Linked DNA regions of Homo sapiens: region 2 is linked to region 1. Evidence: read pairs that join two places in POLR2A ChIA-PET (ENCODE). Cell type or tissue: Panc1. All regions are shown on one strand. Links, peaks and the distances in the headings refer to the core of each region. The heading gives the core; the rest is flanking DNA. Region 1 overlaps AKAP13 (A-kinase anchoring protein 13). Region 2 overlaps AKAP13 (A-kinase anchoring protein 13).

The links. Peaks named below come from ENCODE experiments on the same cell type or tissue, not always from the same donor. Only the 100,000 strongest peaks of a DNase experiment are listed, where the experiment ranks them.
Region 2: POLR2A ChIA-PET joins it to region 1 with 12 read pairs; 3 of 35 experiments call an interaction of 5 or more read pairs at or near these places.

What each region holds. Positions count from the first base shown.
Region 1 is chr15:85,396,091-85,407,779 of GRCh38, reverse strand. All of the region lies in intron 1 of AKAP13 (A-kinase anchoring protein 13), which reads right to left. Among named protein-coding and RNA genes, the nearest start is that of AKAP13, 21 kb to the right of the region's middle. RefSeq lists an enhancer at 6,330-6,429. In Panc1, for the core only: no CTCF peak of the experiment used is centred there; no DNase peak of the experiment used is centred there; H3K4me3 peaks cover 921 bases; H3K27ac peaks cover 3,528 bases.
Region 2 is chr15:85,516,509-85,528,197 of GRCh38, reverse strand. AKAP13 (A-kinase anchoring protein 13) reads right to left here. Exons shown (of 37, transcript NM_007200.5): 3 at 6,623-6,770. Among named protein-coding and RNA genes, the nearest start is that of AKAP13, 140 kb to the right of the region's middle. In Panc1, for the core only: no CTCF peak of the experiment used is centred there; no DNase peak of the experiment used is centred there.

The DNA of each region.
Region 1 (11,689 bases), core at 2,980-6,979:
AGAGGACAAACTAAAAGACGCTTCCACCCACCCCATTTTGACTTTCTAACCTAATTCGGTGACCACACCCTATCCACACGAAATAATTCTACACCTCACTGCTCACTGAGTTCAAACACACCAAGCTCTTTGACGTCTGTTTCTTTGCACACAGTGTATCACAGCAGAACCATCATTCCATTCTTTCTCTCCTCAACCCAGGCCTGGCAAATTCCTACTCATGCTTTAAGACCCAGCACAGGCCGGGCACGATGGCTCATGCCTATAATCCCAGCACTTTGGGAGGCCAAGGCAGACAGATCACCTGAGGTCAGGAGTTGAAGAACAGCCTGGCCAACATGGTGAAACCCTGTCTCTACTAAAAATAAAAAAAATTTTAAAAAAATTAGCCAGGCATGGCAGCGCATGCCTGTAGTCTCAGCCACTCGGGAAGCTGAAACAGGAGAATCTCTTGAACCCAGGAGGCGGAGGTTGCAGTGAGCCCAGATCGCACCACTGCATTCCAGCCTGGGTGACAGAGCAAGACTCCGTCCCAAAAAAAAAAAAAAAGACCCAGCACACCCGTCCCATCCCTCATCCCTCATCTGTGTTCCTTAGAAGCCTGTATACCACAAAGTTGGTACTCTAACATTGTTACACAACAAATTTCCATATCTCTCACTATACCCCAATTATCTTTGCATTCCTAGTGGCTGGTGCACATTCCTTCTGCTTAAATATTTCTTCAATGAGCTTATACTACTTGTAACTAGCATAAAATATATTATTTCTGTTTTGTAAGTAGGACAAAAAATCCAGAGATCTTATCCTCCAGAGACATACTCTTTGTGGCCTAGGACTGTGCTTTACTCTCCCTTGGTTCTTTCAGGGCCTAGCCCATAATATGCTGTCTCATATTGTCTGCTGAAAGGAATTTCAAAATAGAACTACCCCTAGAAACCATCAAATTAGCTTTTATTATGCATTTTTCTCTCAAAGTGTCTATGTTCTCCTAACACAAAATGTTATGAAATCTAATTACATTTACAAAAATTAGCAAAGAAACAACACTGCAAACAACTTATTAGCCAATTCATGTCTCCTAAAACAGTAACACAAATAACATAAGTAGTTTATTTCTAAATAGGAATTCAGACTGGAAAGGTCAGTAACTGCTGTATATAGTACCTCTTCTTCTACCTTCCAATGTCCTATACCATAATTGATCTACACTTAAAGAAAAAAAATTCTCCCCAATTATAGGTACAACCACAGACAAAAAATAAATGCTTGCTGGACACATATGTGTCCAGCAACGAGCAATATGGTATATAAAATAGGTACTGTTTTTCCCATCTTACACACAGTGGAACTGCAGCTCCAAAAAAAAAACAAAAAAAAAAACTATTTTCTAGTCTAAGGTCACAAAAATTAGTTGAGAGAGAGCAAGACTTGAAACCACAATCATAAAACCATACAATGTCATGGGAATTTTAATCATGGTCCCTTCACTCTTCACTCAGGATGGTAAAGCACACTTACAGGCACAATGGAAATAACTGCACTACCGTGGGGTGTGCAGTCTTAATCAAAGATCCAGAGAAATAGTTTATTTATCCACTCTAGTTTTTGTATCTTAAGAGCATTTTGGTCTGGCTCAGTGGCTTACACCTATAATCCCAGCACTTTGGGACGCCAAGGCAGGAGGATCGCTTGAGGCCAGGAGTTTGAAACCAGCCTGGGCAACATAGTGAGACCCTGTCTCTACAAAATAAAAATTACAAAGTTAGTTGGGCATGGTGGCACATGCCTGTAGATGCAGCTACTCAAGAAGCTGAAGCAGCAGGTCTGCTTGAGCCCAGGAGTTCAAGGTTGTGGTGAGCTGTGATCACCAGTGTACTCTAACAGCCTTGGCGATGGGGCAAGACTCTGTCTCAAAAAAAAGAGGGTGGGGGGTGAGGGCAGGTATTCTACCAGTAGTATGACATGCAACAGAGAGTACTTTCTTCAAGAGACACATACAACACCTATCATTTGTCCTAAAGGCTACTCCGTTAGAGAAGTCTGGAACGGCTTGCAAACTGCAACAAAAAGAACACTGGCTTTGGAATGAAATTGACTTTGGCCGAAGTTCTGGATCCTGCCCTTACTAGCTCAATAAGTATCCTAGCTTCTTTGTATCTCATATTTCTGTAACTAAAACACAGAGATAAAATCTTCACAGGTTAGTGAATAAGGCAAATAAACAGCATCTAGCACATAGTAAGCACTCAATAAATAAATAAAGTTTCCTTCAACCTTTGCCAACCCTACCAGAATTTTGTCTCCAATTTTTGTATCCACACAAGATTAGAATTCAAATAACTTACCCGGTCCATAGTAAAATCAGTATGTGAATCATGGATTTTTGTCAAACTCATTTGTTTCGTGGATACAAACTTCACAACCAAAGTTAACAAAGTGAGCTAGAAGCCAAACTAAACTAGAATCTGGGTCTTTTAAACTACCCAGTTCAAAGCTCTTTAGTAAAAGGGGAAAGACTAACACCATACGAAGAGAAACCAGAGTATAAGTTCAGAACACAGATTCAAAGGCACAAATCTTTCAGGAAAACATCAGTAGAAACAACAAGACACCAAGACAAAACTAAGTCTGAATCGATTAAAACACATGACTCATCTATTCATAAGCTCTAGACTTAGAAGTCACATTAAGAAACTTCACAATGGATCTTTAAAACACAAAACAGACTTTAAACAATGGTAAGGAAAGCTCACCAGAATGTGCTAGGATACAGCATTCCAGATAGCTTATAAAAAAAGAAAAAAACACAACCACTGCTACATAAGGCCCTACTGAGTACTAAGAATGAACACACACAATGATAATAGCTAGAAGGAGGTAAGTGCAAGCAACGAAGGCAAAATAACTTTAAAGATAGTAACAATTTGTCAAACAAAGGCAAATTAATCATTGGCTTTTCAACACAGCCACAATCTAACAGCCATTCATTCAGTAAAGATTACTGAGCCCCTACCATAAGCTGGGAGCTAGGTACTAAAGATACAAAGGTGTGACACTAGCCCAGTAAAGGGAATGAGATATACAAGTACAACTTTACAACCAGGATAGGAAACAGTGTGCCAGAAATGCTTGAGAGGTCAGAAAGACAGCTTATAACCAACTGTGAGAATGAAGCAGGGTTTATGTAGGAAACATCCTTCAAGACTTAGCTTGAAAAGCTAAGGCAGAATTGGACATGAACAGATGGGAAGGAACATTTTGTGTGTCCCTAGGGTCTAGCCTCCACATTGGCACACAAAGTAATCAATATATGTTTCTCAAATGCATGAATGGGCAAAGGCACATGATGATAAATAAATACTTCACCACAGTGAGAGAACAGTTTTTAAAGCGTGTTGTTGCAGAACCAAACTGTGGCAGGCCTTACTCAGATTTTATTCGGTGGGCAATGAGGAACTACTATTTTTAAATGGGGCAGTGATACGACCAAAACTGAGCTAAAAGAAGAATAAACTGACAAAACATAAAACAGGTGACAGCTAAAAGAGAAAACCTGCCCTTAACTATGCTATTGACCTTATCTGCATCTGAGGTAATTATGCTTCAATCTTGGTCAGTCCCTCTCCTTAAAAATCTTTTACACTAATGATTTCTGATGATGTGTGTAGTAAAGTCAGGATAAGCTAGATTATACTATGGTAACAACAACCAGAAGGTATCAGAAGTTAACACAATGAAGTTTACTCCTCACTCACTCAAAGATCACTATGGCTCCAGGCAACTCTCTGGGGCAGCAATCCTTCAAGCCTCAGGGCAGTATTCCAACCTGATTTCATCATGTGGTACTGTCATAGCTACTTGTGCTTCCAGGTCCCAAAAGCAAGGAAAGAGAGAGAGCATTTCACGTCAGATTTTTTTTTTTTTTTTTTGAGAGGAGTTTTGCTCTTGTTGCCCAGGATGGCATGCGATGGTGTGGTCTAGGCTCACTGAGAATCGCTTGAACCACCTCCCGGGTTCAAGCGATTCTCCTGCCTCAGCCTTCCAAGTAGCTGGGATTACAGACATGCGCCACCACGCCCGGCTAATTTTTGTATTTTTAGTAAAGACAAGGTTTCACTATGTTGATCAGGCTGATCTCGAACTCCTGACCTCAGGTGATCCACCCACCTCAGCTTCCCAAAGGGCTGGGATTACAGGCATGAGCCACTGCGCCCGACCTCACATCAGCTTTTAAATGCTTCTAGCCAAAAGCGACACATTTCCATGGGACACAGCAAGTCACAAGACCATGCCATCTTGAAATAGGCTGGGAAATGTGATATTCCACATGCAAAAAGGAGAACTAGAAATTGTAGTGAGTGGCACTAATGCCCACCACGTTTTGATATTTTTACAGTGTCCAGCAATAAATTATGTTGTGAAGAAAAAAATGCCCAATTTCCTTGCATTAGGTACCACCATGGTAAATCCATTCTTAGGGCATCAAAGTTAGCACCACACTGATCATAAAACAATCTAATCTCTGTATGTTCACTGACTCTAAAGAATTTAGCATCACCTATTTTAGATTTTTTTCATATCTATTATTCTTTTAGGAATAATTTCCAACCATTAAAGAAAACATAGCTTATTTCATTCTGCTCTAATCTTACAAATTTCTCATTTTTTCCTTATTTATGAGGACCTAACAGATAAGGAATGGTATATACAATATAATCAAATCATTTCTGCCCTACTATTAAGAGTCCTTGGCATAACAAGCAGTTAAGAACAATGAACGTTGCTAATCACTTTTATTACCAGATTTCATTAATGAAAAACATGAGTAACAGCGGTGCTATTAAAAACGTCTCACAGCTACAAAACTCCTGTAACTTTAAGAAAGGCAGGTGAACATAATAAAGAATGCACACATTTTAGAAACACAATCCTAGTTTCAATCCCCAGCTCTTGCACTTCTGGCTGTGGGAGTTTAGCCAAGCTACACAATCTTAGTAAGCCTCAACTACCATTTACGGCAGAGCTAACTCCAGCTACTTCACAAGACCACCCCAGGGTTAAGTGAGACATACAGATAAAATGCTACAAAGTAAGTGCTCGAAAAAAAAAATGGCAGCTAGCATAAATAGGTTTTGATAAGCAAGGAGTATGATTCTTTGCATCTTTTTATCAGGATTTCCCAAGCTCCCGGAGAGCTAAAAAGTATTTTAATTTCTAATTGCTTAGTTGAGAACTATCTCATGGGCAGTTAACATCAGAGCACAGCCTAGCAGTCAGATACCACGATCCCCCATTGTATTATACAGTTCCTTCATGATTCAGCCAGTAAAATTTCCCTAACCATGAAAGACTTATACCAAGAACAAAGACATCCAGCCAACAGATGGAGATTCATAAACACCAAATCCTAGGCACCAGAAGGCACTTTCAACATATTTCAGTCCAGATGTTTCCAAACTGATTTTTTGGCCATGGAAGTGTCTTCGAAGGAAACATTACAGGAAACACAAAAATAAACTAGAGGAAAGTGGAACTACTCTGTGTAGCACCACTTGCTCTCTTTTTCATGCCCTCCCCAATCTCACTTGGGCCCTTGATGTAATTCCAAGGATCTCCAGGACTTGAGGATACTTTTTGGGGAAAACACAACAAAGAACCAAACAAAAACCTGATACAGTTTAACCGTTTCATTTTTGATGGGAGAATTGAGGTGGAGTGGGCTAAGCAACTTGCCCAAGGTTGTTGGCAGCAAACTAAACCAAATTTATTGAATCCTAATCCAGTGTCTGTTCACTAACAAGTTTTTCTCAGCTACAGAATGTTTTACATCAGAATTTATCCTTTACATTTCTACCAGTCAGTGAGTTTCCATCTTCCTATTTTTAATCTGGCATTCTTATTACTACTGTCTTGTTACTCATTCTCTTATTATTTTGTTCCCCATTATTATTGTCCTATGTCCCAGAAAAACTGCACAGAAACATTTAATTCCTACCACTGATTTACCAAGCTAATTGTTTATCCCAGATCCCTAAGACAGGAAAGAAAGTAGGGAGACCTAAGGAAGAATCCTCTGAAATGTGAGATACCAAGGTCCTATTTGTTGGTTGACCTGCTAATTGTTATTACTCTCTTTTTTACAACCTCAAAGGGACAGTTTAAGAGAATACTGAGACAAAAATGACTAGCTTCTTTGGTAAACAGTTTATAATAGCTCAAGTTACCAGGGGGAGGAAACAGTAAAAAAGCAGAATGGCACACTTCTGAGATTTAAGCCCAAATAATGCTGTTGTAACAGAGAAAACAAATCAAAGCTGGCCTTGCCCCAAAAGATTTCCAAAACAGAGGTCCTTTGGGAGGTCTATAAAAATTCTGATCAATTCAGGTTGGCAGAGGAGACGTCCTCAAAATTCTACATAGGGTTCCTTACCAAAACCAAGTAACATCTAGACTTCATAACGAAACTAACAGTTCAATAATCAGGTATACTACATAAAAAACTGGGTGGTTTCAAGACCACAGAAGCCCTCCCACATCTGAATTAACTATCTACATGTTCCAAGACTTTATTATAGAACCATCATAAATTAAATTTCTACATCTAGTGATATAATATGCCGGGCACAGTGGCTCGTGTCTATAATCCCAGCACTTTGAGAGGCCAAGGCAGGTGGATCACCTGAGGTCAGGAGTTTGAGATCAGCTTGACGAACATGGTAAAACCCAATCTCCAATAAAAATATGAAAATAAGCCAGGCATGGTGACACACACATGTGATCCCAGCTACTTGGGAGGTTGAGGCAGGAGAATCGCTTGAATCCGGGAGGCGGAGGTTGCAGTAAGCCAAGATTGTGCCACTGCACCCCAGCCTGAGCAACATACTCTGTTTAAAAAAAAAAAATATATATATATATATACATATATATATATATGGCTACTAAATTATGATTAATCAGCTATTTCTCTGTAACCAGAAATAGGCTGAATATCAACAAGATACTCCTAAGAATGGTCAACAAAACAGAGACAAGCTGGTGTATCAACAGTGCCAAGAGATCACCTTACACAGCTACCTGACTTACAACTTCCTATACAACTAGTTCTTCCTACTTATAATACAGAAAACCTTCACAAATATTATGATTGAAAATCATTATTATAGCTGAGACCAGTTGACTAATCTTTGGCTCAGAGAAAAAGGTTTGCCTACATTAAAGTCAAGAACACAGTTTCAATGTTTAATTTGCTTGTTTTCTTGATTATCTAAACCATGATGTCAATATGTAACTGTGATTTGAGGAACATATGTGGATTATACGTATTTGTACTTTCAGAACTAAATTTTGTTTTTTAATTTTTTTTTTAGAGACAGGATCTTGCTTTGTCACCCAGGCTGGAGTAAAGGCAGTGTGATCATAGCTCACTGTAACCTCTAACTCATGGACTCAAGTGATCCTTCCGCCTCAGCCTCTCAGGTAGCTACAACTATAGGCATGCATCACCACCCAGCTAATTTTTTAATTTTTATTTTGTAGAGACAGGCTCTCACTATGTTGCCCAGGCTGGTCCTGAACTCCTGGCCTCCTGACTTCAAGCTATCCTCCCACCTCAACCTCTCAAAATGCTGAGATTATAAGTGTGAGCCACTGAGCCTGGCCCAGAACTAAAAGCTTTAACAGTCAGGCGCAGTGGCTCATGCCTGTAATCCCAGCACTTTGGGAAGCCCAGGTGGGAGGATCACTTGAGGCCAAGAGTTTGAGGAGACCAGCCTGGTCAACACAGCGAGACACCATCTCTAGAAAAAATAATAATGAAATAAATAAATAAATAAGTTATATTAATTCTAACATGCATTTAGATAAGCAACAGAATGGCCACAGATCATCTTTCACAGGGCTCTTTGTGTAGAAGAGGACCTTACTCCTCAGCATCTCTAAATCTTATCTCAAATACTTCCCTGTTTTATTGCTGGAGTTAATCTGAACCGACAACTAAGAACAAGCCAAAGGAACATGATATCAGTGACTTTATTTGAAAGTTTCCTCCATCTGTCTTTTAATATTGAGAACTCAGATTAACGTTTAGCACCTAAGAGGACAGTAACGATGCTTCGTGAGTTTCTTCATATCCTTTTAGAAATACAGAGTTCTTTCATTTTTTCTTTGGTTGCCAGTAATCCAGTAATTCTATGAGTAATTATCTTATGGCATCTAAAACTTTATTTATTTATTTATTTATTTTTTTATTTTTTTATTTTTTTTTTTTTTTTTTTTGAGACGGAGTCTCGCTCTGTCGCCCAGGCCGGACTGCGGACTGCAGTGGCGCAATCTCGGCTCACTGCAAGCTCCGCTTCCCGGGTTCACGCCATTCTCCTGCCTCAGCCTCCCGAGTAGCTGGGACTACAGGCGCCCGCCACCGCGCCCGGCTAATTTTTTGTATTTTTAGTAGAGACGGGGTTTCACCTTGTTAGCCAGGATGGTCTCGATCTCCTGACCTCATGATCCACCCGCCTCGGCCTCCCAAAGTGCTGGGATTACAGGCGTGAGCCACCGCGCCCGGCCTGCATCTAAAACTTTAAAAACGTGTTTTCTAAAAGTTATGGGGAAATAGTAAATAGGAACTGTCATATTCTGCCAGTAGAAGTATAAATGACAAAAGCTTTCTGTAGACAACTTGACAATATCTATGAACAGCTGCTGAAATGTACACCATTTGCCCTAACAATTCCATTTCTCTAACAAAGTAAACAAGGACACACAGATGTATGTATAAGGCTGTCCTTCAAAGCAATGTTTATAATAGCATAGAGGAAAGAGGCAGGAGGAAGGGTGATGGGGAAAAAAGATACACAACCTATTCAAATAATAGGAAATGAACTGAAGATAAACTTAAGTTCATACAAGGAAATACTATATAGCCATTAAAATAACTATGTCAGTTACTTGAAATCATATAAAGGTGGCTGGCGGAAACACGTGGATCACTTGAGGTCAGGAGTTCAAGACCAGCCTGGCCAACATGGTGAAACCCCATCTCTACTAAAAATCCAAAAATTAGCCGGGCGTGGTGGCATGTGCCTGTAATCCCAGCTACTCGGGAGGCTGAGGCAGGAGAGTTGCTTGAACCTGGGAGGCAGAGGTTGCACTGAGTAGAGATTGCGCCACTGCACTCTGGCCTGGGCGACAGAGTGAGACTCTGTCTCAACAACAACAAAAAAGAAATCATATAAAGGTACATTGATGAAATGTTTTATAACCTGTTTATGCTCAAGAGTACATAAAATACGCCACATATGGCTAGTCCACATATGGGCTGTATATATGTACATACACACACTCTCTCTCTACAAGTTTTCAAGTTTGGAAAGAAAAATTATACCCAACAATTTTCTCTAGGTAGTGTCATTTATGTGTACTTTTGGGGGACTATAGTTCCTAAATTTCTAGAGGAACTGTACATTACTGTTGTAATAAAAATAAGACTTATTAAAAATGTCTTTCATAAATCATGAAAACGATCTGATGACTCCTAGAATAAGAGATTAACCATAAAAATAAATCTACTGGCAAAGTCAAAGTTACATAAAGTTCTGCCAAAATAATAGCTCACAATGATGTCCCTTTCACATCATTACTCGTTTCAACTCTCGCCAGAATGAGGAATGCTGAGCAGAGTATAAGTTCTAGAGTAAGATCCATGTTCAAGTATGAACTCAGCCACATACTAACTGTGTGACCCTGAGCAAGTCCAGCCTCTCTGGGCCTCTGTCTCCTCATCCATAAAATATGGATACTTCCACATTTTGTGAGGATTAGAATTATGAGGATTAAAATGAGACAAGGGTTTGTAGAGTACTTACTACTACACTTGGCAAATGGAAAGTAATAATAAATGATGGCAATTATCACTATTATTGTTACTGCCTATCAATCAAGAAACAAAATCATGAGTGCTTTAAGGGCAGTGACTACATCTTATTTTGTTTATTCCTCAATCCCTGGTGCCCAGTAGTGTGCCTGACATACAACAGGCCTTAAATAAAATGCTGAATGAAGTATATATAAAATTAGCTATTAATTTCTCTGAGCTTCAATTTCCTTTTCTGGTAAAATCATAAAAATACCTTCCTTGCAGAGATAAGACCTGACCTATATAAGACACTTAGATGAATAGCTACCAATAGATCAATAATGGTTCCCAATAAGTGACAGCTATTATATTAGTGAACTTGTCCCCGCAGATTTCAACATGCATCAAGGCTGAGGGGAGAGAATAAATATAATTTTTCTTCTGAATTAGTATTTGAGTCCCGAGGTATCTCACAGATGAACCATTACCTTTATTTGAGCTCGGGAAAGAAAACTCTCCATTTATGGGCACATATCCCAGTGAGCTAACTAATAAAGTGATCATCTTTAGACTGCCACAAGCACTTTTGGCAAAGCAGCCAAAATAATTCTTTACCACAGAGGGGGTGAAAGAGGAGTATTTCAAAGAATCTATGCACTTAGGACATAATATTTACAAAAAGTGCTATGAAAAACAATGTATCAGTTGTTTTTGGGCCTTCAAATGAAAGCTTTTAAGATATCAACACTGTTTTTAAATACATTGCCAAATAAATTATTAAGGAAATACAAGATTTATGGAGGTATTCAATTACCTTAAAAAGTATTTTCTTTCACAAAAGTCAAAATACTTGGGAATGCATTATTTAAAAAATAATCCTCGGGGGGCGGGGGGGAATCACCAAATTCAATGGGGGGAACAAAAGACTACTGACGTGAAAACAAAAATAATTATGTATAAATCATAGCATTCCTGTGCTGGTACTTAAGAGAAACAGTTATCTTAAAAAAAAAAAAAAAAAAAAAGTCTAACATACGAGAGGACTCAAAAAAACTGCACAGATCAGTAATTTGTGCAGCTTTAATTTTCCATGTCTAATTTGACAGAAACCTCAAATTTCATATAAAAGTGCTTAATAAAAGGTTTGCAGTCCTATTTCTGCAATTACTCTGCTGAAAGGAAAACAGGCTACTCAGCACTCATTTGCTTTGAGTTAAAGTTGTCTGTTTCATATCCTGGAAACCTATCGTGCCTTGTTTTACAGAGGCATTTCATGGTTTACAGTATTATACATTGGAGTAAAAATACCATTTAAAAATCACTAAAAAGAATAGTTCGTAGTGACTTTCAGGACAACTAGGACAAACATATTATAGTAAAGCATGGGTGAATTTTATGGTATATGAATTATATCAAAACAAAGCTTTTTTTAAAATAATGCATGTAGAGAATAGCAAAATCTTGCTAGAATCTGGGTAATGAGTATATGAGTCAATTCTACCGTTCTACTGTGAACATGTTTTACAATCATAATTTTGTTTTTTAATTAAGCCAGCCATCACGCACCACATTCTTAGGTCAACCATCCATATGCCAATGATGAAGTTGCTGAAGAGGTTAAAACGGAAAGTGACAGAGCCCTACGTGGACCAAGCACAACCATCAGGCAAGAGCTGTATAGATTTTACCACCAAACTTGGTCAATACCAAACTTCCATTTAACATGATGTCTTCTCTTTCCCCAAAAGGAATGCTTTAAACTGACCAAAATCAAACTAAAACTGATGCTAGAAAAGAAAAAATAAACATCTGTTCATTTATTCGCAACAGGATAGA
Region 2 (11,689 bases), core at 3,456-7,455, 120 kb before region 1:
TGGGAGAGCTCTCCTGCAGGCTCCTTCTCACTATATGGAGCACCGCACCCATGGAAACGAAATATTGCTACTGATAAACAAAACTGCTGAAGCACAGCCCAAGAATTACTTCATTTCCTATTAAGCTAAAAGTGGAATGCATCCCATCTGGGCCCTCTCTTTTGAGGATGAAACAATAGGAACTTTGTTTCATCAGCTATCCAAAAAGAAACCCTAAAAGTGTTTGCTGGGCCAGCCAAGCCCAGTCCCACACAGATGTCACCTTCTAAGAGAAAAAATGATGGAAAATATAAAAATAATATCTTTATTACTTCAGTTTCGCATCAAAGTCTCTAAAAATCTGGTGTCTTTTTCTTCCTTATGAAGTGTCTATGATAGGGTTAAAGGAAACAAATTTTCAGTCTTCAGATTCAGACTCTAATAGGAAATAGGATTATGTGCAGAAGTATACACCCACTGCTGGGTTTTGGGGACCTAATAGTAGTGTGCAAATTTGGTATATGTGTAAAATGTCTCTATGTGTACAGGAGTATTTAATCAGAAGAGAACAAAGAGTAGGCACAGGAATTTCACCATGAGCATTTTAGAGGAGGAAGGAGAGATTTAATGCTAAAAATGTGCTCCGCTATATTCCAGCCCACACCTCTAAGGCAGTGTTTCTCAGCCTTTTCTTCCATTATCATATCCCAAAGAGCCTTTTCAGACATTATTCTCTACTCACTCCTCACTTCATGAAACTTTAATACCACAGATATACCACAAATTTGTGTAACTGTGTTTTATATATCACTGTAAGTTTTTTTTGGTCCCAAAAGGCAATTTTCACCCCCTTGGGAGGATATCACTCCCTTAATATTGTATGCCCTAGGATTCCAGTGCTGTGTTCATGGTTCCAAAGTTATGAAATATATAATTTCCTCCTAACATTACAACAGGGCCGGGTGCGGTGGCTCACGCTTGTAATCCCAGCACTGTGGGAGGCCAAGGCGGGCGGATCACGAGGTCAGGAGATCAAGACCATCCTGGCTAACACGGTGAAACCCCGTCTCTACTAAAAAACACAAAAACTTAGCCGGGCGTGGTGGCGGGCGCCTGTAGTCCCAGCTACTCGGGAACTCGGGAGGCTGAGGCAGGAGAATGGCCTGAACCCAGGAGGCGGAGCTTGCAGTGAGCAGAGATCGCGCCACTGCACTCCAGCCTGGGCGACAGAGCGAGACACCCTCTCAAAAAAAAAAAAAAAAAATTACAACTAAGGACAGTAGACAACAGATTTTTTTCCTCTTCAACTAGTTCTCACTCTGTTTTTCCAGTATAACCACTATATGTACTAACTAGCATTAGGACAGTAATTTAAGTTTTCTAGAATATAAAATCTCATCTGTCTAGAGATAGCTTGAGAGTATTTCAGAATAGGGAGACTGTTAGAAAAAGTCCAATAAAAATAACTGATTACCTTGACAGGCGTTGCCAGGGGCAGGGCCAGGCTGGGGGATGGGGGGTGTCAGAATTCTCTAATGAAGCCCATTAAATTAAAAGTCTACAACTTCTTTTCAAATATGCTATTCCATTTGGTAATACTGGACACCTGCTGCTAGAAAGTAATTCTTGGTTGACGAGAAATGAAAGAGGCCAGGTATGGTGGGTCACGCCTGTAATCCCAACACTTTGCTAGGTGGAGGCAGAAGGATCACTTAGACCAGAAGTTTGAGACCAGCTTGGGCAACACAGGGAGACACCATCTACACACACACACACGTGCCAGCCACTTATGATGGACACACACACGTGCCACTTACGATGGTGAGTGCTACTTGGGAGGCTGAGGTATAAGAATAACTTCAGCCTGGGAAGTCAAGCCTGCAATGATCTGTGATTGTGCCACTGCACTTCAGCCTGGACAAAAGAGTGAGACTCTGTCTCAAAACAAAACAAAAAAAAAGAGAGAAAGAAAAAGAAAGACATAACATATTATAACTCAGACCATTTGTTGCAATCTGGGCTGCAATTTTTTTCTTTAAACCCAAAAGAACTTCTGATCAGGTAAATGTATTATTCTTTTTTAATGACAAATCTACTTTATAAAGTACCCTCCCTTATCAGTGAAAAAGAAAAGGAAAATATAACAGAGCTGAGTCAAATTTGGAGTCAATAAAGGTTTGTAGTTCTTCAAACAAGAACTCTTGCTGTGAATTCTAAAAATAAATAACAGACATGCTGAAAATAGATTTCATTTTATGAAAGATTCTGCACCAAAGCCTTTTACAAAAATAGTATACAAAACCCACTAAACATCCTGTTCCATCTTCCACTATGAAATCACTGCTTGGTCTAAATTCACAGTTTCATTAATAAAAATGAACACAATAAAACAGTACTCTATGCCCCCATCCCACCCCAACAATTATCTTCAAAGGATGTCCAGATTTTGTACACTATTTGCCAATCCTACATAGGTCTTAAAAAAACAAATCTCAGCTTTAGAGGAAAATCACTAGTTAATTAAAATGTCATTTAGGGTTGTATTTGTTTTCTATGAAGGGACAATAATGGAATATTTTACTTTCATTTATTACTAAGGCAAGATCTTTCATTACTAGAAGTATACTTCCATCTCAAGCTATGTTTCAAGGCAAATTATATTCTTGAACTAGCCACTTTCATAGGTGTTTTAAATGTAATATTTTATTATAACGCTTTGGTTAGCCTCCAGTGTTAATCAGCACAAAGATGGATTTATTTTCAAAAGACAGGACATTCTTTTCAGCCTTCAGAATGTTTTCATCAAAAATTACTATGTATCATAAAAATAACATGCTCACTGTAAACATTTAAACAATTCAGGCTGGGCACGGTGGCTCACAACTGTAATCCCAGCACTTTGGGAGGCCAAGGCAGGTGGATCACGAGGTCAGGAGATCGAGACCATCCTGGCTAACACGGTGAAACCCTGTCTCTACTAAAAATACAAAAAAATTAGCCAGGTGTGGTGGTGGGCACCTGTAGTCCCAGCTACTCGGAGGCTGAGGCAGGAGGATGGCGTGAACCCAAGAGGCGGAGCTTGCAGTGAGCCGAGATCGCGCCACTGCACTCCAGCCTGGACCACAGAGCGAGACTCCATCTCAAAAAAAAAAAAAAAAAATTTAAAGATAGATAAAATAGAAAGTCAAAGTCTCCACGTACCTGCCCTCTAAGATGTTACTACTTACGCTTAAAATACTTTATTTTTAAAAAGGAGGGGAAATCACATCATAACTACTTTAAAAGGCCTTTACAACTTCTTTGTAATTACACACAGACACACACACACACACACACACACACAGGGGAATGGGGAAAGAGGGGGCAGGAGGGAGGGACAGACAGACAGACACACACACACTTCATTGTAGGACTTATTACAAAACACGCAAAAAAAAGAGAGAAAACTGAGATGGGTGGGGAGATGGGCCTGCAATTTCAATATCCGAAGTCAAAACAATTTATTAGGAGATAATTTAGAATGTCTGTGTGTCAACTCTATTTAGGGAAATATTGATTTGATAAAAGGTTACAGACTAACATCAAAAAGTGCTGCCTTTTGAAGGTTAATCAATCCTTTGGTTTTAGGAAAAACTAAAATGTTACAAAACACACAGTGAAACATACAGAGAACTCAAAGAAAAATCAGAGCCAGCAATCTGGATGAAACATGAAAAATAAAAAAATAATAATAAAAGCAAGAAGAGGCTGGGCACGGTGGCTCACGTCTGTAATCCCAGCACTTTGGGAGGCCGAGGTGGGCAGATCACGAGGTCAGGAGTTCAAGACCAGCCTGGCCAACATGGTGAAACCCCATCTCTACTAAAAATACAAAATTTAGCCAAGTGTGGTGGTACGCCTGTAATCCCAGCTGCTCAGGAGGCTGAGGCAGGAGAACTGCTTGAACCCAGGAGATGGAGGTTGCAGTGAGCCAAGATCGTGCCATTGCATTCCAGCCTGGGCAACAGAGCAAGACTCCTTCTTGGGGTGGGGGGTGGGGGACAAGAACAAGACACAAAGCTCTTTTTCTTCTCTTAGCCAAAATGACTAGAAATTGCAGAGCTAGTCCCACACGTAAGCACAAAGAGTGCAGAGACATCCCTGCAGGCAGTAGCTGCTGCAACAAACAGACCATGCACATTTATCCAGGAACTGGGATGCACAGTGCACTGCATGGACTTTCCACGAAGACTGGACTTTCCATGCAGATTCTTGACTAATCTAACACTGCCCTCAGCAAACAGGAAATCTGAGGCTATCAATGCAGCTAACTGGTACACAAAAATCATCGTATTCCTTCTCCAAGCTAAAAATGCAACTCAAGAAGCCAGAGACTCTTTTGAATTTATTAAAAAACAAAAAAAGGGGGGCGGGGAGGGGGGTTACGTGTGAGTGCGAGTGTGGGTGTATTCACATACATACACATCTTTCTAGAAGAGCAGCTTCTGGGAAGCTGGATGTGTGAAATGTTGTTCTATCAAGTGACAGTTTCCTAGAACAGCCTTCTTAGCAGATACCAGTGAAGAAACCAAACAAAGATCCTTGTCCTCATAAAGCTGACACTTTAGTTGGGGCAGATAGAAAATAAATAAGATAAATAAGTAAAATATATGTGAGAAGTTGAAAAGTGCAATGGAGAAACATAAAGCAGGAAAGGGGGATAGGGAATGTGGAGAGGAGGCAGCTGTGTATTTTTATGAGCTGGACCGAAAGGCCTCACTGAGGAGGTGATACTGAGTAAGGGCCTGAAGGAAGGGAACACACAAGTCTAAGTCCACAAAGGCAGATTTAAAGAAGTTTAGGTCCAGGCTAAAGAATTTACCCCATGTTATAAACAAGAAATGCAAAACAAGTTAACCCCCAAAATGCCTCTATCTCTACCCCTCCACAATAAATTACCAAACTAAGCCAAATGACAGTAGCTGAAAAAGACAAGTAATCAGAAAAATCTCATATGTGATAAGCAGAGCAATAGGGTCCGGTCAGGAATCTCCTTTGCTTAGTTAACAGAGTTTCTACTATACCAACTAAGGATCTCACTGGTACCCTTGCACACATATCAAAGGCTCACACGTTAAAGTGTTGCCTTACTCTGCATTTGGCCTTCCAGAAGTAAAAAAAGGTCTTTCAAGGACTCTAATCCTTCTGTTACCTCTGCTGTGATGAGGCACCTCATATCAGCTGCCTGACTAAATTCAGGTGGGAAGCAGAACATTCAGGCCAATGGGATGGGGGCGACGGGGGGAGGGGGTGTGGGTGGGGGTGGGGGGGGTGGCTGGTATCTGACCTCATAAGCATGATGGAAAAATACTGAAATGTGGCTAAGAGGAGAGATGATTAGCAGAAAACAGAAGAAAAGCCAGGTACTAGGTAGGACTACAGGGCCAAAGCAAAGGGGTCAGGAATGATTTCTGAGGATTCGGACCAAATTAGAGGAAAGGAGCAGAGTCTAATACCCATTCTGCTTGGCTTGGGTAGGCAGGGCAAGGGTACTTACATAGACATATATAAAGTGGTACTAGAATCAAAGTCAAGGGAAGAAATGTGAACTAGAGCTCAGAAAGGGAGGCTGAGGACAATGTACAAGGATCTGGTACAAACTTAGAGCTCCAGGCTGTCATACAAGTTCAGTGACTCTGAGAAAGTAATTGCCTGCTGCCCATCCTAATTTAAGGACCTTACCAGTAAAGGCATAAGGGCTTCCAGGTACATCCCTCTCCACCAATAGAACAGACTTTGTTGGGATTTGTGACTGAGGATCACAGTTAGGACACAGGCCATGCTTTTTGTATTTGCCTTTTCCCTTATATCTGCTTGCAGTCTCCTTGTATCTACTTATATGCCCTTTCTAGATATATATGCACACACAGGTATATAAACACACAGCCCTCGAACTTTAACCCTAAAGTGTTCCTATTATAGGAAGTATTATGTTTATAAAAATTACCTCAATTCCTTTCCTAATGAGAACTGAGTCACGGACTGATCGATTATACCTAGGTTAAGAAGCTGTTTCTCCCCATCACCAACACATAATAAATGTTCAGCAATGGTGATACTGGATGGTACCTGCTAGAGAGCAGACCTCAAGTTCCAGAAAAGCCTTTCTGATATGATATACATCACAGGAAACAAGATGACTGGAGCTGTGGGTTACAAGGAAGGATATCTAATACTCTTCAGAAAAGAAATCGGTATCTATGCTGACTACCTTCTTTTATTCCCTGTCCATAAAAATTTGGCAATAATATACCTAGAGACTCTCTAGAATCTTTAAATCCTTGAATTTTCAACATCATTTTTGCCAAGTAGGAGGATAAATACAGCTTTCAACTGTCATAATCCCAGTTCTTAAATAAGTTATAATTTACAGAATTTGGTAGGTGGCCGACATAACAGTAATATACATAAAATGGCACAGCAATAAAAAACTGGCAATCTGTTCCAATACCAGCAGGACCAGATATTCAAACTGCTTTATAAACTAATAAATTTTTTTATACTGTCTACACTTCACTCTTCCTGTCACTCTATACTCATAAACATCGAATAAAAGGGTTTAAGAACTAGGAAAAGCTAGTAAGGATCCCATTCAAATACTTACCAGGAGCAATGGTCTCCAATGTATCAGAACTGACCTTCCGAGTACTTGTACAGTGACGGAGGGTGGAACCCAAAAATACCAAGTAAAACACTACATCATCTTCAGCTTTGTCCTCTTCAGCAAGCAGCACTGTAACAACACAATCACCCTAGGAAAGGAAACAATATAGCAAGTTTACATTAGTAAGGTTCCTCTTCGCAGCCTATCTTTATCAAACATCATATTTAAGGGAAAATCAAATTTATCATCTAAACCATGCCCCCATTCTGGTAAGCTGAAACAAGTATAAAGATTGAGCACTTATACACCAGGCAATCATCTAGGCATTCACAATACAGAATGAACCTGAAAATAAGATCGCTCTCTCTTCTTTAAACTTACATTTTAGTGGAGGTCATTAGACAAGTAAGTTAATCAACAAGATGAAGGAAAACTTTACTTGATGAATGGGTTAAAAAGGGGAGGGGCAGGGGGAGACATAGAAGAAAATCCAAAAATAAGGCAGAGAGGATGGAGGGGGTATAATAAATGATCACATCCTTATACTCAGAATGCTCCTTAACTCCTGTGTTCCAGTTGACAATAATTCTCTAAATTCTATATCCCATAAATCATTACCAAGTCCATACATTCTCCAGCAACAGGCTTGCCTGGAAAGGGTAGAGTGCAAAGAAGACGAGCTTGGGCTCCAGCTTAAGTGCACAGCAGGCTACAACATCCAAGTTTGTGTTAAGTATATGCTATGATGTTTGCACAACAAACAAAATCACCTAATACCACATTTCTCAGAACGTATCCCCATAGTTTAAACAACACATGACTGTATAGGAAAGCTCCTGGAACATGTTCAACTCTCGGTCTATAATATTTTTAACCTATTTCAATAGGAGGCTGCTTTTCTAATAATTTGTATTTCCTGACCATCTGACATTCCTACTCTTCTTTATCCACCCCTACATTAATCCCATAAAATCAGACAAAAATCTTGAGCCAATAACTTTGTCTATGACTTTGCAACTACTAGAAGGTAAGACATCTTTGTCTTTCAGTTGCTTTTTTTTTTTTTTTTTTTTTTTTGAGACGGAGTTTCCCTCTTGTTGCCCAGGCTGGAGTGCAGTGGCGTGATCTCAGCTCACTGCAACCTCCAACTCCTAGGTTCAAGCGATCCTCATGTCTCAGCCTCCTGAGTAGCTGGGATTACAGGCACCCACCACCACGCCCAGCTAAATTTTTTTGTATTTTTAGTAGAGACAAGGTTTCGCCGTGTTGGCCAGGTTGGTCTCGAATCCTGACCTCAGATGATCCACCCGTCTCAGCCTCCCAAAGTGCTAGGATTACAGGAGTAAGCCACCGTACCCAGCCGCAAATACTCTTTAGTAGTTTTTATATATTGATTTTTTTTTTAAATCAAGGCCAGTGGCTAAATATATTCTATGAAATACAGTCCTAATTATTAGCATTCTCCCAATTACGAACTATATAATTCCTGTTGTAACCATAACAAAAGATTACAAAGCATCAAGGTTTAAAGCACTGAGATTTAATACTATATAAATCTTAATAATGCACTATAGAAAAATCAATCTAGAGAAGGCTGGGCCATTTTAGCATCATAATTAGGGGAGTAAATTCTCATTATGTACAGAATATTTTTCCTTTCGATTTTAGCAACAATTAAAGCCAACAAGAGAAACATACCACCCTGTGGTCACAATTTACTAAGCCCAGCAGCATAACTGAGCAGAAGGTAGTTTTTTACTAAACACTAAAAAGCAAAAATCATCAAGTCAAACCTAGGAACCAGGTCTATTAACAAACAATGCTCCAGTGGGTCCATGACTACTACGACTACCACAGTGGAGCATTCAACAGTATCCTAATCCAAGGAATATCACGGCTGGTAAAACAGAATTATCACTGACTTCAGTTACTACTCAGAATTAGACTTCTGTCTTGTTTATAAGACTCTCTCTTGGAAACATTTTTGAAAAGCTTAGCCTGGTAAAATGTGTAATCTTCTTTGGCATGATGCAACCAGTTAAAAAGATGTTTTTGCAGCGTGTATGAGAAGAGTCCATTTCTCAAGGTACTGAAATATCCTCACAGCCTGAAAAAAGTACAAATAAAAAGTTCCATCCTTTGCAGCACAGGTTGACAAACTATGACTAGGTTGACAAACTATGACCCACAAGTCAATTCCAGCCTCCCACCATCCCCTGTTTTACATTTTGTGGGGGCGGGTGTGGGGGTTAGGGTTAGGGAAGAAAGAAGGCCTTTTAATCCTTTTAATGTGAAAATTACATGAAATTCAAATTTCACTGTCAATAAATAAAGGTTTAATTGAACCCAACCCATTCATTTACCCATCATCCATGGCTAGTTTTGCACTACAATGGGCCATAAAAGGTAATGATTACGTGAGAACTTAGCCCACAGCCTAAATTATTTACTATCTGGACTTTTACAGGAAAAAAAAAAAATTCACTTTGATTTCTAACCTGGTATTCTAAGAATATATCTTCCTTTTCCAGATCAAGAATTTTGTCCTCATATGAGACCCAACATCTTGCTGGGAGACTCTCTGTGCCCCAAGATACTAGTGAAGTCTGGGCCTTCCTTTGGGGACAGAGGAGGTGGCTAATTATAGGCAGATGAAATCCTTTTAGCAATGCTTTCAATATGAACCTCTTTTTACAAGTAAGTTTTAAATTGCTTTCATACCTTTAATTGGGTTTTTGTTGTTGTTTGAGACAGGTTCTCACTTAGTTTCCCAGGCTGGAGTGCAGTGGCACAATCAGGGCTCACCACAGCCTGCAGTTCCAGGACTCAAGTGATCCTCCCCCTGCTGCCTCCCAAGTAGCTGGGACAACAGGCATGCGCCACCACTTCTGGCTTTTTAAATTTTTGTAGAGATCAGGTATCCCTATGTTGCCCAGGATGGTCTCAAACTCCTGAACTCAAGCAATCCTCCAGCCTTGGCCTGCCAAAAATGTTGAGATTACAGGCATGAGCCACTGCACCTGGTCTGTAGTTTTTTTGTTGTTTTGTTTGTTTGTTTGTTTTTAATATTAAGTCACACTACCTTATGCCCAAAATATTCAAGAGAAGAGAACACAGAAGCTCCATTCATTTCAAAGCCTCTTGAAATTTAGATTCCGAAGGCACCTGGAATTAAAATTACCTGTTTTCCTTGAAGGAGTATTCTCTGCACACTGATAAAGTCACTGACAGCAAATAACAAACTGCATTTCAGCCACTAACTCCCATTTTACTCCAGTAGAACCAGGTACCTACTATTACTTGAGATGGCTTTTAAAGATTAAATGAGTAGAATGGTGATGAAAAAATAACAAGGAAAAACAGATCTAGGTAACAATTTTTGTCATGATGCTTTAATCCTACCATCCTTAAAGAATACCCTGGTATTAATAAATTATTCTGCTGTGCCTGGGAAAGACCAGCCTACAAGAATAAATAGACACATCAGTCTGGCTACACAGTGAACAAGTCTGCCATGTTTCTAAATAAAATAAAATAGATCAACTTATTAACAAGGGCAATATTCAAGACATTCTCAATTATCATTTTAGTTTGACCCAACCTCAGGAAGAGTACACACCTACATCACCACCCTCTTCCAATAATCTGAACTTAAGAAACAGCGTGATCCCCTTACACAGATATTTTCCATGTTTCTTCATTAGTGAGAAATGTATCCCTGCAACTGACAATTTTTTCAGGGTCCTAATTAGTTTTGCTGACAGATGACACAAAAACTAATGGAAAAGACCTCTATACTAGGCCTTATTCTGTAAATATAGGTTAGCTCCCCCCACCCCCATATAAATAAACTGTGTTCTAAAATATCACCTATCAAATCACTTATTTGCAAATAAAAACAGGTTTTTATAAAACAGTTACTTTAAAATGGGGTTTTAAATGGTAGCCATGGTCTCACTTTTCCCCATCCTGAAGTAATTCTTAGAGTAGCTACATACTATAATAATGGCACTGTAACTTCCTTTATATATTAAGTTTAAAAAAATCTTTTCACCTAGATTTCAACCCTGGAATTCTAAGAACGTATTTTCCTTTTCTAGACCAAAGATTTCCTCACTTCATAAGACCCAACATCTTGCTGGGAGACTCTCCATGTCCCAAGATACTAGTGGTCTGAGGCTTTCCTTTAACTGGGAAAAGTAACTTGATGGGGGGAAAAAAAAAAGTGTGATGGGAAAGGGAAACGTATTTGGGGGATGGGAAGAGTCAAATTACAGTGCAGGGATGAATGGAAAGAAATGGGCTTTGAACAGGGAAGGTAGTAGATATGGATTAGGAGAATGAGATAGAAAGCCCTGTAGGAGGAAGAGTGAAAGACAGGATGGCACTGATGTCATCTTAGATAGTAAGGAAGTGTCAGCCATAGATTTTCAAAGGTGGGCCCAGTCAGCAGCAAAGAAATCACAGTGGTATACTGGAGCTGGCTTGTGTAGGCTCATGAGTGCTCATTGTTAAATTTTCAGGAATTCTGCAAGACAGCTGTTAAACTCAGCCATTATTAAAAATTACATGATATAGGCTTATAACTAAGTAAACTGCATTAAAAACAAATGTCATAAATACTCAAAACTTATCACTTTCTAATTATTTACCACAACATACTATTCTCCATGCCCTGAAAGTTTGTATCTATTGTATCCAGACAGCAGAAATTCCACATAATGGTGTCCTGCTGCGTGTCTTCACAACTCACATCTCTTGTCAAATCTGTATTCGTAATGTGGTGTGGATACCTGAAATCAACCATTATGGGAGTATTTACACCACTGAAATTGGCAAATGATATAAATGAGGGCTTTCTTTTTTTCTTTTTAACCAGCACACCACTGAGAACAGGTCAGCAGAAGGGAAGGAGAGGGGAAAAGGGGAGAATTTCCACAGGGAGGACCAAGGAAGGCCGTGGCAGGCCCATTTAAGAGACATCACCACTTACGGAAAGAATGGAGGTCTTGCTATAAGACAAAACCCTAGTCAAGTACAAACCATCACAGGTTATAGGTAACAGTG